2 separate regions of the Homo sapiens genome follow, and region 2 is linked to region 1. Evidence: chromatin contacts called from ENCODE Hi-C data. All regions are on one chromosome and are shown on one strand. Each heading gives the region's core, a stretch centred on a gene start or an enhancer-like site at or near the end of the contact. The rest is flanking DNA. Distances are from core to core; before and after follow the strand shown.

What was found. Hi-C counts contacts between places; a loop is a spot of excess contacts on that map. Pooled maps may share reads with other maps.
Region 2: a map of endothelial cell of umbilical vein shows a loop between it and region 1 (8-fold over the local background). The contact joins two enhancer-like sites. A Hi-C loop is called at or near these places in 4 of 168 maps with a recorded cell type or tissue (Calu3, endothelial cell of umbilical vein and heart right ventricle) and 8 of 50 pooled maps.

What each region holds. Positions count from the first base shown.
Region 1 is chr13:40,400,062-40,404,980 of GRCh38, reverse strand. The region is part of intron 6 of LINC00598 (long intergenic non-protein coding RNA 598); the gene reads left to right. Among named protein-coding and RNA genes, the nearest start is that of LINC00598, 78 kb to the left of the region's middle. Within about 2 kb of position 2,425, at least 25 of the 41 ENCODE cell types and tissues checked have a DNase peak (open chromatin) inside an H3K27ac peak, as active enhancers do; they include endothelial cell of umbilical vein and heart right ventricle, where a contact is called at or near this core.
Region 2 is chr13:40,190,456-40,195,374 of GRCh38, reverse strand. The region is part of intron 1 of LOC124903162; the gene reads left to right. LINC00548 (long intergenic non-protein coding RNA 548) reads left to right here. Exons shown (of 6, transcript NR_033877.1): 6 at 1-866. Among named protein-coding and RNA genes, the nearest start is that of LINC00332, 11 kb to the right of the region's middle. Within about 2 kb of position 2,373, at least 11 of the 41 ENCODE cell types and tissues checked have a DNase peak (open chromatin) inside an H3K27ac peak, as active enhancers do; they include endothelial cell of umbilical vein and heart right ventricle, where a contact is called at or near this core.

The sequences.
Region 1 (4,919 bases), core at 1,176-3,675:
TTGGGAAGTCATTGGAGGGTTTTGACTTGAGAAGTGTCACGGTCTTTGCTACATTTTTAAAGGAGTCACTCTGGCTCCTAGGTGAAAAATAGACTGCAAGGGCCAAGAGTGGAAACAACATGGCCAGTAAGGAGGCGGATGCAGCAAGAAACGAAGTCAGGATGGGAGACAAAACTGACTTGGGCCAGGGTGATATTGGTGGAGGTAGGGGAGTGGTGATTCTGCTTGTTACTTGAAGGTAGTGCCCAAATGTGATTGTAGTTAATACCGTGACTTTCTTGTAACATGGTGGTGGCCATGTGTTTTCTCTCACAGCCTCCCCCTGTGGCCTCTTCACTCCCATCCAGGTCGATGCCAACCCAGCTGCCTCTCATCACTTCCACTTGTATTCACAGAGGCATGGGGAACTTCTGGGCCCTGACCTGCAGTCCACCAGCCATGGAGACCCAGGCCATGTCCTCCAATGATCCATCTCGTCGCATCCCATGCCTCCTGGGCACCACTGTTCCTGCTTCATGTTGCAAATGGCAGACTGCCCTGGAAGGTCCCAGCAGCATGCGCTCAGCCGATGGTTTGGGCTCCCCATACCTAACCCAGTGCCTGTAAAGCCCCTGAGACCCCCTTTGAGAGATGTGGGACTTAGGGGGTGGGGATCACATTCCTTGTCCCCAAATTTCTCCCTCTCTCTTTGTCTTCCTTCTTCTCTCCATTCATCAGGAGAATGGGTGAGATGTCTCTCAGGTAGAACTCCGGGAGCAGGTTTGCCAGACTTGCCTTCTGAAATGTTAAAGAAAGGTAGAAAGAGGGATTGAGGAAACCCCTTTCTCTCCTAACAAAGCCTTTCTGCAGGTTTGATAATCCTATTGTAGATGCTCACGTTGAACCTGTACCTTTCTCTTGGTGTTTACTTTCACATCCTAGTACTCCGCCCCCAACACCCCTCCACTCACTAGGAAGAAGGACATTTACAGAGAAGTGCAAAAAACAAAAGCACATAACATACAACATAATTGAACATCATCACTTTCACCAGTTAGGGTAATGTTCACCGTACACGGAGTTGCCTCTGTTGGAGGTGGCTCCAGGGCGGGAAGGGCTCCATTCCTCTGCACGGCGCCAGGCCTATCCCTTTCCCTGATTGTTTGGCTGAGGAAAGTTTGGAAAATCTCCAGAAAACAATTGTTAAAACTAATCTGAAACAGGCTGTAAGTGGCATGGGAGAAGTGCGAGGTGTGGACACGGGCAACCCTGCCATGAGATGGAGGTCTCTGAATGTCGAAAGCGAGTGATCTGCAGATGTACAGTGCCCACGGGGCAGTCAGCCTTTAAGGGCAGTGTGGGAACATGCAAAGAACAGGACCCCAGGCTCCCGTTGCAACCAGGTCAGTCCCTGTTTTCAGCACCACTGGGGCGGCCTCATGGGGAAAGAGGGTACAACGGGGCTGGAAGTGAGTTTAATGGGGCTGCGATTCGGAAGCTGAGGGTTTTAGTCCAGCAACTGCTTAGTTGTTCCCGTACAACTTCATGTTGTTAAACTACAAGGTTCAGTCCTTGATCAGTTAAATAGGAACAATGCTGTAAAACCTCTGTCCAATCTACTTCACAAGCCTCCTGGCAATGCACATAAAAGGGCTGCATACATTCCTAAGCTGGGACCAGGAAGGGTGGGAGGCAGACGTTATCCTGAAGACAGACAGAGAGCTAGTCGTCTACATTTTACCATGTCACCTGCCTGGGAACCCTCCGCACTTGCCTGGGCCTAGGGTCCAATGGGCTTCCTGTCTCTGACCAGAGGTCGGGAAACAGCTCTGTGCGGGAGTTGGCCGATCTGCTGAGTGGGGTCGTCCTGGGGTTGATATTTGTTCTTAGCAACAGGCATTTCAAATGCACAATGCATGATTGTAGCCCTTGGAATGCAGCATTTTTGAGCAGCGAAGTACAGGTTGCCAACTGTAAAATATCACCATGTTCACACTGGTTCTAAAGACAAGCGGAGAGAAGGGAATAATTCTATATTAAGACAAACCTTGCAATCTACCCTCCAGAGCCTTCTGGAAGAAATTAGGATCATTTTAAAAAGGGCTGCATTAACACAGTGGGGCATTCATTCCTTTTATTTTATTCCTTACATATTCACAATTGGAAAATTTTTATCATTCTGGAGTTATTAAGTAGTATGGGGGAAGGATTACTTATTTTTGCATGTATTTTTGAAGGAGGCTTTCCTTATTTCTTTTCATGTTAAAAAATTTACCCTTTCTGAAGCCTTTTTTTTTTTTTTTTTTTTTGGCGTATGTGTGTTTCGCAAAACTTGGCACGAGCATGAGAGGCTGACCTTTAACTTGAGGAGGAGGAGGAAGTGCAGTGAGGGGCAGCTGCGGAGGGCGTGGAGGAGGCAGGATGACTCAGTGTCTCTGTAACGCCCTCCTCTCCCCTCTCGGCCCTGGGCCAAGTGTGTCCAACCAGTGCTGCATCAGAGAAAGAAATCCTGCAGAAGTGACCGCTGTGGTAATGACAGCATAAATAGTTCCTCTTTTGAAGTTTTAATGCTCCTGAAGCTGTGGGAGAAACAGTCAGCTTTCAGATTCCTCCCTCGACTACTGGCAAACCGTGAAGAACTGTGTTTTCTCTCCAAGACACACCAGAGTGGTTATAAGGGCAAAGAATGATTGGACTTTAGAAGCCGAAAAAGGACTAGAGGCAGACAAATGGACAGCATTTCAGGGTGGCCCTGGGTTCACAGTGACCTTGAACCTTCACCTAAGTTTTTGGCAGCTGAGTCTCCATAAGAGGGGACAACTGCATTTACTATCGGAGAACTGCAGTTTCTCTCTCTGGCTGAGTAGAGTTGGTCTCTGTCTATGGGGCATCCTGTGGTCATCTCTCTCTGCAATGCAGGAAGCTCTGTCTGCCTGCCCCCTTTCCTACCTAACTGAAATTGAGGGGTAATTGCCTCCTGCACCCATATTTTCGAAATCTCAACTCACATACACACCATCTTTTGCTCTTGACTTCATAACAGCAATAGTAGAATGTCATTATCTTTGTCAGCAATGGCAAAATCAGCAAAATGAGCACTTACTGTGTATAAGCCTGGTCAAAGATAACAGACGCAGAGAGAGAGAGAGAGAGAGAGAGAGAGAGATTCCTTCAAGGGTCTTACAAGGTATTTGAGGATGAGACCATTATTCTTTCCCCAGCACGACACTAAAACTCTTCTCAACAAAGTTGTAAGTGACCTGCTAATTGCCAATCCCAGCAAACACTTCCCAATACCTTCCTGAAATGGTTGACGTGACCTCATTATTTGAACACCCTTCCCTGAATGGCCAAGACAGCACCCTGCCTTGGCTCTCCTGCTACCTTCTCACACCACACCCTGAGGTCAATTCTTCCTCCATCTGTCCCATAAATGTAGCTGCTGTTTCTCAGGGTTCCACCTTTGGTCTTCTTGTCAGTCCTCAATTTTCTTTTTTCTTAGTTACTTTGCCTAATCCTGGAGGATGTGAATTTACATTTTAACACATTTCCTAGAGGTACTGATATAAATCCCAAGCAGTTTTGAGACTCTCTGGACTTCTTCATCCTTCTAGTTCTTAGCATCTGCATCTATAAAATGGGGATGATAATGGTACTTGTTTCATTGGACTGTTGTTAGGATTCTATGTAAAGCACTTAGAAGAGTGCCTGGCACATAGGCAGTTTTACATAAATATCTGTTGTTAAGTTTGGGCAAAGGCCTAATAGAAAATAAGTTTTTGAAGGAAAGTTGGGGCCTTTTGCAGAGACAGATGGTTCTTTCCCCAAATCTAGTCTCTCCTTCTTCCAGAATCCCCCTGTGGCACCCAGTATCCCTGGCCTCTCCATGCTACAACAGTGGCTATGTTTTTCTTCAGTTCAATATAGCTAGAATTGTGCAGGAAAATTCCTCAAAGTATTTCTCTATTTCATGGTTACCTGCCTCTCTTGGAAAGGTGGGAGAGTGTGAGAAAGGAGGGAGAAGAAAAACTCATATTTACAGAATACCCACTGTGTATTTAGTAGCAAATATTTATTGAGCACCTCTAGTTGTCAGGCCTTTTACACTTCATGTCATTCTTCCAAGAACCTTATGGGGAGGGTATCCTCCTGCTCATATTGTCAGCAAGCACTCTGGTAGGTGCTTATTTATTCCCGCATATGCATTGGAAAGCAGGTTATTTTTTAAGGCTTTACGATGGGTGGTTCTTTCTCAGCATTGTGTGCATTTGATTCACAGTTGGCCGACAGATAATGAAATTCTCCAATGCTCTGATGTAAGTCCTGGAATTATGACTGCGTGTGGGGTTGGACATTGTCTCGAGTTCAGCACCAAATGATGTTTACCTGCTTGTGGATGCAGTAAAGTCTGCCTCCAGTCACAGGCCCCAGTTCTTTCTATACCTGGATCTTGATGTAGAAATATAGAACTTGGAATACTGGCTCAAACTGACATCCATTCTTCATTCATTCATTCATTCATTCATTCAACAAAAACGTAATACGCTCTTGTTTGGCTAAACATTGGAATTGCAGAATCGAAAATCCTTTGCCCCTGCCCTGAAGGAGCTCACATGTTGCATAGCATTCCCAGGATCAGAAGATAGGTCCTGGCTGGTCATGGTGGCTCATGCCTGTAATCCCAGCACTTTGGGAGGCCAAGACCGGTGAATCTTCTGAGGCCAGGGGTTTGAGAGCAGCCTAGGCAACATGGTGAAACAAAAATACAAAAGTTACAAAATACAGAATTAGTCTGGCATGGTGTTGTGTGCCTGTAGTTAGCCGGGCACGGTGGTGTGTGCCTGTAGTCCCAGCTACTTGGGAGGCTGAGGTGGGAGGATCAACTTAGCCCAGGGAGGTGGAGGCTGTAGTGAGTCATGACTGCACCACTGCATTCCAAC
Region 2 (4,919 bases), core at 1,124-3,623, 210 kb after region 1:
ACTAATTTGGAAATTGTACTGATATAAATAATTCCTCTCTTTATTGCATGTAACACTGTGTCAGTGATATAAAAGCTATGTGTGTATATATATACATATATATAATATACAGATGTATTGAAATAACTTTTCTATTTGTAAACATAATGGAATTACTGTAGAATATCACCCTCAAGGGAAGGAAGAAATACATGTGAGCACTTTCAGGGTAGTTTGCCTGCATCTGAGCAGTTGTAGATACTTTGGTGGTATAACTGGTGATGAAGAAGAAGGAGGGAAGTTGCAGAGGAAAGAAGCTTGGAGATGTTTGGGATAGCTTTTTTAATTTTCACTGGAGTCGATTGTGCTAGGGCTTGGTTTTGAGGATCTGTGGGTAAATGCTGAGAGGGGTGGGTGCAGTTGCCTAGGCACAAATATCTGAATAGAGCAGATATGGATGAGTGGTTCAGGGGAGGAAATATTATCTGCCTTCTTTTCATTCTGCTTCATGCTAGGCAGGGCAATGATGATTGGTTTTCATTCAGCTTGTGCTCCAAGAGTACCTCAGAAAATGGGGAGCCATTTTTCCCCAGTTTTGGTTTTTAGAGGTTTATATCCCCAACTGGCTATGGTTGGCTGGCAGCCTTTAGCTTCAGTGTAGCCACACATGATTTCACGTCGTCTGTACATTCTTCGGCAGGAACCTGCTCCTTTTACTTCCAGTGGACACAGAGCACTTCAGCTATGGGCATCCATAACTACTTCCTCCTGGATCTGAGGCTTTCTTGGCTCTGAGAGCTTCCTGGGTTTGCTGACCTCACCCCTGTGAGGAGGAGGATTGGCCCGGCTGCTGAAAACATACGTGTAATTGAAGGAATTCTATTAAGAAAAAGGAAAAGAAAAAAAACACAAACAACAAACTCAACCAGATACATCTTCCATGGCCATTGTTCAATGCTGGGAATCTGTGGTTCGGTGCCATGGTAGGGAAGGAAGAGTGACTGTGAGAGGCATTTCCTCACTGAAGATTATAAAGAGCGGGTGAGGCTGGAAGTGGCCGAGCGGAAATGGAGAATAGTGTCTCCCTCCAAATAGGGTGATTCAGAGGGAGTTGATTTGAGGGAAATATGTGACAATGGGAGCCTAACAACTAGAAATCTTGAAACAAAATGAAACAACACACCATTATCAGCACCTAACCAGCCAGGAGCTTCCGTAGAATCCAAGGGTTCCACCCCTTACTACGCGGTAATTAGCCAGACCCATGGATCTTCCGCAGTGTTTCAGCATCCTCACTCAGTGATACATTCTAGTCAACATTCCTCAGGCTGGAAAACTTTTCTCATGTCTCACTTGAATCTCACCTGCTGCAGCTGAAGTTCATTTCTCCTTGCTTTGTTCCGGGGGACATGGAAAAGAACCGGTCGCCGTTTTCTCCTTAAGAATCCTGCGGACATGTGATGAGTTAAAAACACATTTTCCCCTGCCCACCCCTACTTAGCTGTTCAGAACTCTCTGAATTGGTAAATTCTGGAGAAACTCTGTTAAATCTTTATGCTCAGGGGAACAAGATCCAGTTACCAAGCAAAATTAAAGTGCAGCAACAACACCCCTGTTCTGGTTTGTCAAGGAAAACCCTTTGCCTGGACTCTCGATTTCCAAACAGAATGCAGCACAGTTTAAAGAGTATTTTGTTTTCCTTTTCTGGAACCCATTGTGTGTCACGTCAGAGACAATGAGCTGCTCATACAGCTGCAGTTGTCCAAGTATTAAACTTCCCATGCAAGTCCAGGTTAGCTTGGAAGATAGTAAAACCGCTGGGTGAAGTGTGTGTGTCCCCGTGTGTGTGTCTGAGTGTGCGTAGATAGGGGTGCCCGGGGCGGAGGGCTGACTATGCCGTTTTCCAGCTTGAAGCATTCATGGCCTCTTTCTTTCAGGCTCAGGAGGCTGTCCCCACAGCAACACTCACACACTGTGGAACTGAATAATCATTGGCAAGATCTAGGGGACAGTAAGCCAGATTGGGCGGGGAGAGCATTCCATTATTATAACACAATGCCATAATAGGATACAAAATTCTTTTCATATTAATTCTTATACAACAGGAATCTTAAATCTCGACTTTTACAGTGGAAGGGGAGGTAAAATGCAGCCAGCTCTTTGTTGTATTTTTGTAACTAAAGTTATCTGATGCACCTTGGGGGGCCGTGTGGGCCTTAGCTGCCTGTACTCTGCTCCCTCAGTGTCTAGAAAGGCTTTCGTTTCTCCCAAGGAGAAGCATGGAGCTCATTCACACCGCCAGGCTCGGCACCTTCTCTCAGAGTCCTTCCCTGTGTGTGGGTGCTGCTCTTGGGAAACCGTCCCTCCCAGAAGGCTGTGCTCATTCTTCTTGCCCCACGACCAGAGTGCCTTTGAGTGTGGAGACAGACTGTAACCAGGTCTCCTCTGAGGACTTGGGCTTGCAGCGCCTGCAAAGCTGATGGGGACCACACTGGTCTCTGAGTGACATCCAGCCCCCACCCACCCACCCCTGAGGTGATGGCGAGATGCTCACTGCCAGGGCTGTGGAGGACGGGAAGCCCTCCTTCCCGGGCCACTCTTCCTGAGCCTGGCAGAACCCAGCATGTCCCTTGTCCATGTTGTTGACAGGCCAACTCACAGACTGGGCATGGACACTGGGACCCAAAAGCCTGAATGCTATTTCTAACTTGGCTGTGTCCCTGGGCTTTGGTTTCCTACCACAGAGCCTGGGTGGAGAAGTCACTGGGCAGGGGCTCAGCTAGGCGGCTGACTTGGGGTGGATACTGGGAGACGTGGGGATTTCGCTTCATAAAAGTGTAGAAAATGAGTTTAGCAGTCTTTGTGACCTCATCCATCTAACTCCAATCTCTGACTTTGGCCATGGTAGGGATTAAAATATATTCAAATAAACCCCTACAAACTCTGTAGCATTTCAATATGTCTTTGATAGGAATTTAAACTCTTATCCTGAATTCATTCTTGTACTTATTCTTGGAGCATACATTTATTTAGAATATTTCAAGAGAGCCCTTCCTAAAAATCTCTATAAACTTTAAGTGCAAATAAGCTGTGTTTGCCAAGCCTCCAGCCCCCAAGGAGATCAATTCCTTCTCAAGTACCCTACAAGTTTGGGGCTGCCCAGGCAATATTTCAAACCTGTTTAATAACACCTTGTGGGGAAATGATGACACATTTTCTTATTTTCCATTAGTTTTCTATTTGTTCTTTGAATGAAAGAGACTCCATATGTAAATGTGATTATTATTCTCTGAACTTCCTCTGTGCAAGTTGGGTACCAGAATCTCCTGGGTTGTTTGAACAGGATTCAGGCTGGAATTTCAACAGCCAATATCAATGAAGGAAAGCAATAAAATCCATGAAAAATTAACATTGCTAAAGAGTACCACAGGCCCCCCAGGGCTACAACTATGAGGGTCACCAGTAAGTGACCACGATTTAATGAAGTGGCGCTCCCTCTGATTAGGAAGAAGTGGGCCTGGCATCTTCTACAGCATAAATACCGTGTTTCTGAGCATGCCAAGCCAATGCTTTCAGCGTCTGAATTTTCTCCCAGCCTGAGCTGGCAGTGGACAGCAGAGGACATTCCACTGAAATCGGGCCATCGGGAGCTGAAGACAAAGGCAGCTGATTCAAGTGCACCAAATTGGAGTTTCTCTAATCAAATATATTAAACCCACCATCATTCTTGATTGTTTTAATGGGAAGAAAGGGCAGCTGTGGCCTTCATTTTCTAAGCATTTTATTTAGTGCCATGGGGGTTGGAAGAAGGGGAGGGGAGGGAAAAGTGGGTGGGAAAGGAAGAGAGGTAGAGATGGCTAAGAAAGCTACAGGAAGCTAATGTCTTTTGTCTTAAAAGTAAAATGATTTTGCATGCTGTTCAGATCCACACAGAGAGTTCCCAGAGCTGTTACTCACTAAGAAAAACTTGAGATAAGCAGTTGATAAAGCACTTTTTCATAGGAGTAGAAAAGCAGCCCCAGACCAGGGCTTGGAATACTCGGGCAAAGAAATCCTGGTGACTAGCATTAAATGGATCTGCTTCACTAGTTACATGGGAGCCTGCTCAGTGGAGCATTCCCCCCACCTAGCCCCACATATATTTATGCTTTCTATAAAAGGATTTAATTTTCAAGACACTTGCAGGAACTTATCTCCACTCCTTTTATAACCTTCCAGGCTAAGAGCAGAATTCACAAAAGGCTTTTCTCACCATTTGAACAATAGGATTTGAAACTCTAGTTAAGAAACTGATGTCCCAACTTTTTTTTTTTTTTTAAATAGTTTAACAGATGGTCCAAGGGTGATGTTTCCTGGCCAGAGTGCAGTACCACATACAGTGTCTCGGTATGCACCTCCAGCTTCAAAGCCGAGCTTGGGCACGTGATGTCACTTCCTCCAGCTGCTGAGTTGATAACAGGATGAACCTGAACAAGATAGGAACCAGACACTCCACTGTGTAATTAATTATTTCACTCCAATGTAAGGCAGGAGACTTAGGTAGACACTGTTTTAGTACTTGGAGCTTAAATGCACTTTGCAAAGGAACAAAGGTCTGGGAGCTGTGGTGTGGGGCTCACAGGCTCACACAAGCTAACGTGAGTCATCTGGAGAAAGGGCTTTGGAAGCTGGTGCCTGTTACAGCCTGAAGCCAGCCTGTTTCTGAGCTGGAACGTGAAAGGCAGCTGGCTGTGTCAAAGGGGCAGAGAATAAAGCCGCAGTGTAAAATGAAGACACAATTCAGCAAAGAGAAGATGCTATTAAAATGGTTTCTGCTCCTCCAGCTTCTTTTGGAGGGCCCCCTTTTGGAAACAAATGATTCTGTTCTTTAAAAAAAGGAGGTGGAGGTTCCTTTCAGAAAAATGTTATTGGACTCTTTTTAAATGTCCCTATTTGAAGGG